Regions from separate parts of the Homo sapiens genome. Here region 2 is linked to region 1. The links are chromatin contacts, found by Hi-C or POLR2A ChIA-PET in ENCODE. All regions are on one chromosome and are shown on one strand. The core of a region is the stretch at or near the end of the contact, and the rest is flanking DNA. Distances in the headings are between cores, read along the strand shown. Region 1 has its middle 36 kb from the start of EGLN3. Region 2 overlaps LOC102724945 (a long non-coding RNA gene).

Region 1 (4,290 bases), core at 1,134-3,633:
ACTTGTTCTCCCATCAGCTGTCACTTTGTGTCTGTTGACCAGTCTCTCCTCCCCTCCCCTCCTCTCCCCTCCCCACCAGCCTTCCTAGTCTCTAATAACCACAGTTCTACGCTTTACTTCTATGAGCTCAATGGTTTTCTTAGCGCTACGTATGAATATGAATATTTGGTATTTTTCTGAGCCTGACTAATTTCACTTAAAATGAGGTCCTCCAGGCTCATTCATGTTGCCACGAATGACAGGATTTCATTCTTTTTTGAGGCTGAGTAGTATTCCATTGTTTCTGTGTACACCACATTTTCTTTATCAGTTCTTCCACTGATGGACATAGGTTGCCTCCATATTTCTGCTATTGTGAATAGAGCTGCAATAAACATGGGGGTGCAGGTATCTCTTTCATAAACTGATTTACTTTCCTTTGGATAAACCCACCCAGTATTCATTTCTGTTTTTTTGTTTTGTTTTGTTTTATTTTGTTTTGAGATGGAGTCTCGCTCTGTCACCCAGGCTGGAGTGCAGTGGTGGGATCTCGGCTCACTGCAGCCTCCACCTCCCAGATTCAAGCGATTCTCCTGCCTCAGCCTCCCAAGTAAGTGGGACTACAGGCACCCGCCACCATGCCTGGCTAATTTTTGTATTTTTAGTAGAGACGGGGTTTCACTGTGTTGGCCAGGCTGGTCTCGAACTCCTGACCTTGTGATCTGCCCGCCTTGGCCTCCCAAAGTGCTGGGATTACAGGTGTGAGCCACTGCACCCAGCCTCATTTCTGTTTTTGACAGACCAAAAGAGGGAAAGGGCTCCTATGTGATCTGGAGGGGATGGAATGGGTTCCTATACCTGAACCTAACCCCGGTGCTGAATGACTCTAGAGTCGATGAATAAATATACTAGCCCTTCAGTGAATAATAACAGAAATTCAAGTCAGGTACTGCCTTCAGGTCCTGCAGGATACTTTAGGGGCAGACAGGATTCTTGAAACTTCTTATACTATGCCAGGCAAAGCACATCGGCTCTACTGCTTATATTCCTAGAAAAGGAATGCCTGCCATTGCCTGCTCTGCCCACATCCCCTTCTGAGAGAAACAGCTCTAAACAGCCATATAGGATAGGATACCCCATGATTTTACCCCATCCCCTCCATCTACAGCACTTGTGAACATGTGGCCAGAGGTCAGGCAGTCCATCCAGACTTCTGGTCTGGCTCATGAAGATGAACTTTGTATGGCTGGGTGCAGTGGCTCACACCTGTAATCCCAGCACGTTGGGAGGCCGAAGCAGGTGGATCATGAGGTCAGGAGTTCGAGACCAGCCTGGCCAACATGGTGAAACCCCGTCTCTACATAAATACAAAAAAAAAGTGAGCTGGGCGTGGTGGCACGTGCCTGTAATCCCAGCTACTCGGGAGGCTGAGGCAGGAGAATTGCTTGAACTGGGACCCGGGACGCAGAGGTTGCAGTGAGCCAAGATCACGCCACTGCACTCCAGCCTGGGCTACAGAGCGAGACTCTGTCTCAAAAAAAAAAAAAAAAAAGATGAACTTTGTAAATCATATTTTTTTCTTGAGAATTGGAAAACTGAAGGCAGCTGGAATAGCTAGAAAGTCACGTGGGGCCCCAGGGTCCAAAAGAAACTGAGCAGCTGAGAAGAGCGGGGCGGCAGAGAGAGTCAGATGGCTGCCCTGAGAGTTTCCTCAGTCCTAACTGTTCTCTTGGCTTCCAGTTCTAGTCCAGTGTGGCTTTGGTCCCTGTTCTAGATGTCCATGACATTTCCTCTTGAACCCAGTCACTAGGAGAGCACCACCAGAGGACAAGCATGGTGGCCCACCAAGTAACAGCAGAACATGGAATAAAACTTTGACCTCCAAACCAAAACTGATGTGTCTGTCCCAAAAACCAGGTGTGATCATGAATATACTTAACAACTAGGTGGCACAGGCCCCACTGATCAGAATGGAGGTCTGCCCTGTTGCAGGCCGGTAGTGAAAGTGCAGGTGCATCCTGGCTGCCTGCTCAAGTCAGGAACATCATGGCACTTGGAGGAAGGCCATTGAGAACAGCTTCATGTCCATCTCTGAATGAGACAATGCTGCAAACACTCACCATAAATTATCAAGTGCAATACAATCTTCAAATTGCTCCCACCCAGGCTTGGCTCCTCAAACCTCACTCCTGGTGGATGATGCCTGAAAGGAACATGACAGAGCCTTCTGACAGACAAGGAAATGACCCTGGTCTGCCACACAAACCAATCCTTAGGTGGAACCAAAGTAGTCATTTCAAATTGTGGTTCCTTTATATCCACCTGAGTTAGAATGGGCCAGGGTGTGGCCATCAGAGGGAGGTGGGATCTTTCTGAAGCCCTTGGAGGAGACTTTATAGGTCTTTGTAGAGAAGGAAATGCAGTGCAGATCACCATGGTGAAAAGCCGAGACATTCCCTTCTATGACTCATTCCTTCCAGCAGGCCCTGTTGAGCGGTTATGCCCTGCCAGTGATGTCCACACGTCTTAGTTTGCACATTCCCAGTGAGGTTCATACAAGCAGGTACCCACTGCATAATGTTAAGGTTGACATCTAGATTTTTCACTTTAAGCTTGAATAGCTACAAGGAATACGACTTCCAGTATATAGTAAACATCACCATTTTAAAATAAAACTGTTTCATTACTCTCTTAAATGTAAAACCTGGATAGTGAGATAGACCATGGGCAGGTGAGATGGAAGCAACATTAGGATGGAAATCCTTTTTAAGGAGCTGAGATCTAAATGGCCCATCATCATCCATGGAAAGTAGAAAAGGGAGGAACACTTTAGGCAGAGGGAAGAAGTGCAAGCCCTGAGGCAGAAACAACCTTGACTTGTTTGAAGAAGAGGAAAATGGCAGTGTCAGGAACATAGCAAATAGGGGAAAGCCTAGTAGGAGAAAGGCTGTGAGGAGCAGGCAGGGCTGGATCATGTGAACTCTGGAGGCCATCTGTGTCGACTGTTTTCCCTTTGCCTCTCCACATTCTCTATCCTTATGGCCCTACTCTGAGCCACGGGAGCTCGACCTGCACAGGCTATGTCAACAGACTCCATTGACTGCTAACTTCTAGATGTGTTTAGCCCGGGATGTGCTCCTGCAGGTCTGAAGTGGGAAAAGGGGAAGGCCGCGGTGTTTATTCCCTTCATTCTCTTCTTGCGGGCCTCTCTGTTTCTGGGTACTGATTTCTTCCCATACCCCGCACCCTTTCCTGCCTCTGAGTGGTGGTACCACCTGCTGTTGCAGCCTAGGGCACGGCACTAGGGTTTCCCTAGACCCTCCCCACCTTGTGGTTTTCCTATACCCTCCCTACTGTGGTAAAATGTGCCTGTATTTAACTGTCCTCCAATTATCCTAATTCATGTGTGTCTCCTGGGATCTGTTGCTACACCATGATGAGGTGTGTAATTTTGTTAGTAGTATTCTTAAGTCATTTGGTAATAATCTTTCATCCTGTGAAGCTACAACATGGATTTTTTTAAACTCTTGTTTCCAAGTGCCTAATACAGTGTTATAGGAAATGCTTAGTGACTGCATACACCATGCACAACAGAGCCAAGTGTACTTGAGAGACAACTGGTCCGTTGAGAACAAAATGCATTTGGAGGCCATGAAGTTCAAGTTGAGAGCAGCATTCCCATGCACACCTCTCTCTGGGGAATGCAGCCAGTCCCTGCAAACCCCATTCCCCTCTCCAGGTTAAAAAGTTCCTCTTCACCCTGATGTTAGTTTGAAAAGTTTCGGCCATAACCATATTTAGTTATATTTAGGGAGAGGGGAGTGGTGGGTCAAAGGCTTAAAAAAAAACCCAAGAATGTATATATACTTAAGTAGCTAACAGTTTACTCCTAACATGCTTGTCTGGGAAAGCCTCTACTGGAGATCACGTGACAACAAAACAAAACACCCTTTCTCTTCATTTGGGTGGACAACTGGTTTAGTTTGATTAAATCTCAAACCAAGAATCATCATGTAAACTCATGGCTTAGTTGTCACACTGTGGAAGCCTTAAGCAGCTACAAAACTGCTGCTGATAGGAGACTAGTCCACACTCATCACTGCAAGTCACAGCTGTCTTGTTGTTTTTTAAGCGGGTTTCCTTCATCAAGATAATATAAATTTATGATAAAATGAAATTTACAGACAGCCCAGAGAGGAAGCAGGAGGTAAGAGTGAATTGCCTGGTTAAAAACAGGAACATGTGCAGAGGAGAAAGTTTCCCTGCTCTTGGAAGCCAAGCCAGGTTCCCAGTACCCTGACCAGCTGCTCC
Region 2 (4,290 bases), core at 955-3,454, 200 kb after region 1:
TTCTGCTGTGATTGTGAGGCTTCCCCAGCCATATGGAACTGTGAGTCCATTAAACCCCCTTTTCTTTATAATTTCCCCAGTCTCAGGTATGTCTTTATCACCAGTGTGAAAACAGACTAACACACCTGTTACCATACATACATTGTTACCACCATGGCTGATTCCCCAAACAGTACCCACTCTCTCCATCCTCATGTTCTAGTTGAAGGTACAGGAACATATAAACAGGGATTACAGCAAAACAGTAACAGTAACACAAGCCTATATGATGAAGCATGAATGTCCAAAGAGTATTGCAGATAGAAAGTGCTTAAGAAAAAAGGAGGGAGGGAGGAAAGGAGGGGGGCAAGGGCTGGAAAACTTTCTGTCAGGTACTATGTTCACTATCCGGGTGACAGGATCCATAGAAGCCCAAACCTCAGCACCACACGATATACTCTTATAACACACCTGCACATGTATCCCCTGAATCTAAAATAAAAATGGAAATTTTTTAAAAAAGAGAGATAGCACTGGAGGAATCTAGAGGGGACAGAGAACTTCAATCAGAGGCAAGCAGACCAGGAGCAGCATTAGAGGTAGAGGTGAGTAGCTAGAATTGTGAGGCACAAGGCAGGTCTGCCCAGGGGAAAGTGAATTTCTCTGTCCAAACTATCCGAAAGAGAAAGCCTCAAGGCAGCAGTGTGCTGGTAAATGTTTAACAACCGGCTCTGATTTGTAGACTTTGACAATTTCCATCATATAAATACTCCCTCCATGGCCAGTTTCAACCTACCAACATGATATCAGTGCACAAAACTGGCTCTCCTGAATAGGTACAAATTGGCTCAAGCAGATCATGGGGACAAAACTATCTGCCTGAGACCTATTACATAGGTTTAGCCCAGTTTCATTAACCCCCAAACAGTACTTCTTGGGATGGAGATGGGCTGACAGAGAATAAATCAGCTGTATCAACACCCGATGTGCTGATTCCCTAAGCAGAGTAGTAGGAAAGTTGGCCAATTTTTCTGTATGACAATTCCCTGAATATTGTTTGCAGTTCTCTAGCCCACCTCTAGTCTTCATATTGCCTTCTGTGAAGGAAAAGGCAGCCTAGCAACCTCCGCTGAGTCTTCTGGGCTAAAGAGACTGCATCAGCCCGGCCTATGCTGCTGACACCCTTGCTGATCCTCCTCATAGCACCTCCCCTGTTTCTCAAGTTAACCACTTAGCACTGTGAATAGACAGTTGGTATATGACCATCTGTGCTTCCAGGCAAGTCTTTAGATTTCTATTCACAGTGCTACATGGTGATATTGAGCCTACGGCCTGGAAGCCTATACTAACAGAACACCTAGAAGCAAAAATACCTTGAGACTCCCTGAATGCAAATAAAGCTTCCTTTGTGCTGCACTGATAAACTGGAAACACCAGAGAAGCAACAATTAGGGCTCCTGCACAGACCTCTCATAGAAAGTTTGGCTTTCCCTGGTGGCCCTTCAAACATTACCCCACTTCTTTTGTAGCCACTGTATGGAAAGGACACTACTATATATGTCAGGCCGTAGCAACATATCAGGACCTACATCAGCTGCCAGAGCAAGTGGGTGGTGGGAAGTGATTGAGTAGGGGTGGAAGAGGGCGGTGGGGCAGTGTCTAGACTACAAGTCCTGTTTAAGGGGTTTTTCTTCCATCCTATGTGTCTTAGGGGCAGTGCAACTTCAGGTGTAGAGGAATAAAAGCAAGCATTTTCCATGTTTCCCCACACCCTCTCTTCCAGGTGGAGATCTGCATACATTTCTCAGAGAACAAGATAAGCCAAAAATAAGAAGTAAAGAGCCAAAAATATGCCCTGAAAAAATAATGTAAATAAATGTAGGGGTTTTTTTTTTCCTTTTTCATCCAGATCCTGCTCTCAATTATTTTTTAATACCTTAGTTATGGACAGTTGGAATGAAACATTCTAGGTAGCTGTTCTGAGACACAGTAAATAAGCCCATTTATTATTTCTTGGAGTGGTCTGAACTATGCAATCATTCTTTCTCTTGGCCCCTACCCTTTGCTTTCCAAGTGAATTGAGTTGAATTCATTATGAGACATTTTATTGTATCATGCTCCTCCTTGCTAAATACCTGACTGATTTCATTGTTTTCTCAGGCCATGAACCTAAAAACCTAACTGGCAGAAGGAAGTGTGTTCTTTTCCAGTGCACATCCATCCCACAGGAGGGGTTTCCGAGTGTATGCTACTGTTCCAAATGCCTGGCTATTGATCCTGATATTGCACAATTTTTCAATAAAGATCTTAATCACACAGACATAAATTGGCAGACATACTGCGAGAGAGATGCAGATGGCTTCTCTGACTAGAAATGCCTGCAGGCAATCGCATACCACGTCAGGGAGCTTATCATTCCTTAAATATTTATGTTTGTTTCCTCCATTATGAAATTACCACATCCCTCTCAAGAATCCTACCAAATATGTCTACTGTCCGAGGGGATTTCTTTTTCTTTTACTGTGGCTTTCCAGATAGTAAGTACATAACTTTAAAACTCACTGAAGGTCTGGGGACTCTCTGGTTGCAGGAGAGGGGTGTGAATGCACCGATTTTTCTAACATTTCTCTTTTTCCTAACTGCACAGAGACGTCACTCCACATATGCTCATTCTTCCAGGAAGCACAGCTCAGAACAGTAGTGAACCTAAAGTCTAGCAAATCTTGGACTCATCATTTATAACTCTTTTCCTTCTGTTACTTGCCATGAAATCTTAAGATTATACAATCAGATACATTTTTGTGAAGTGACCTTTTTAATATACTTAGCTCCACTTTTGCTATCAGCAAAACGGGGACAAACAAATCTGCCGCCACCTCAATGAAGAAAGAATGAATAGCTTGGCTCCCCTGGGGAAGGTGGCATTCTACAGAGCACAAGATAAGTCCTGGCAGAGATGGAAGAAAGGGTCCTTCTCACTCCCAGGTAATTTACAACCATGGACCCCAAGATGGGCCAACATCTGTCACAAAAGCCCAGAGATAGCTCCATTTACTTATGTTCCAGCATAAGACCTCATCTTCCTTTTCTTATCTCCCAAGCTGCTTAGCACATTTTTATGTCCAATAACATTTAGTTAGTGGTTGACTAACTAAATGAAAGATGAACAGTCAGCTTGATTAGTGTCTTATCATTGTCTAACATATGTACAAAATTTAGTCTTTCAAAAACTAAAATGAAAAGATTGATAGCTCTTGCTTTGAATTATGAAATATCCAAAGAACTCACTGAAAAGTGTCTTAACTCATTTTGTTATCACATCTCAGTTTTGTCCCATTCAGCAACTTTCTAGGATACAAATTGAAGAGGCTAGAGTCTTATGAATATCCCCTGAAGCCAAATAGATTATTTCATCCCATATTTTACTTTTCGGAATTTTTTTGGCAGTCTTCTATTTGACACATGTCAAAACATCACTAGTATGTGTTAATATAATTTGTTAATTTGTAGAGAGGATGCTGTGAATTCTAGGCTGAATTCAATGGTCAGAGAATGTCTCACCTGGATAAAGATCAATCAGGGTGTCTTTCAGTGTGTGCCCTAGCATATCTCTACCTGGCTTCTCTGCAATGTTACTTGCATAGTTAACTTAAATTGTATAACTATGACTAGTGTATATACTATAACTACATATAGCATAAATTATGTCATTCTGCCTATAAAATTTTCATCAACTAAATGAACTGTTAGATTTAGAGGAAAGAGATCAGAGCTAATTAGTTTCTTATTTATTTTTGTTATACACAAATAAGTCCTTAATAAGTATCTCTCAGTGATAACCAAGACAGTGGTGGCAAAGATATAAGCACCTGGTGGAGCCGAAAACCCTGAGCATCATTGTGTCAGATTTCCTGTCCTGCCACTTTCAGGCTGAAAATTACTCTTTGATCATTTTGCTAATGCTTAAAATATATCCTTGATTCTTTGTTTAGAAATTTTTTTGCAGGTACATAGTAAGTGTATATATTTATGGGGTACATAAATATTTTGATACAGGCATACAATGCATAATCATCACACTAGGATAAATATGGTATCCATCACCTCAAGCATTTATCCTTTCTTTGTGTTATGATCCATTTGTACTCTTAGTTATTTTTAAATGTACAATAAAGTGTTGACTATATTTACCCCATTGTGCTGTCAAATACTAGATCTTAATTCTATCTAACCATACTTTTATACCCATTAACCAGTCCCACTCTCCCTACCTCATCCCAGCCTCCAGTAACCATCATTCTACCATCTCGA

Evidence for each region. A loop is a pair of places that touch in the nucleus more often than their neighbours do. ChIA-PET counts read pairs that join two places held with the same protein, here RNA polymerase II (POLR2A).
Region 2: a map of PC-9 shows a loop between it and region 1 (14-fold over the local background). The contact joins two enhancer-like sites. A Hi-C loop is called at or near these places in 1 of 168 maps with a recorded cell type or tissue (PC-9). POLR2A ChIA-PET finds 5 or more read pairs at or near these places in 1 of 52 experiments (IMR-90).

Annotation. Positions count from the first base shown.
Region 1 is chr14:33,912,873-33,917,162 of GRCh38, forward strand. No RefSeq gene overlaps it. Among named protein-coding and RNA genes, the nearest start is that of EGLN3, 36 kb to the right of the region's middle. Within about 2 kb of position 2,384, at least 2 of the 41 ENCODE cell types and tissues checked have a DNase peak (open chromatin) inside an H3K27ac peak, as active enhancers do; they include PC-9, where a contact is called at or near this core.
Region 2 is chr14:34,111,032-34,115,321 of GRCh38, forward strand. The region is part of intron 4 of LOC102724945 (a long non-coding RNA gene); the gene reads right to left. Among named protein-coding and RNA genes, the nearest start is that of EGLN3-AS1, 73 kb to the left of the region's middle. Within about 2 kb of position 2,205, at least 2 of the 41 ENCODE cell types and tissues checked have a DNase peak (open chromatin) inside an H3K27ac peak, as active enhancers do; they include PC-9, where a contact is called at or near this core.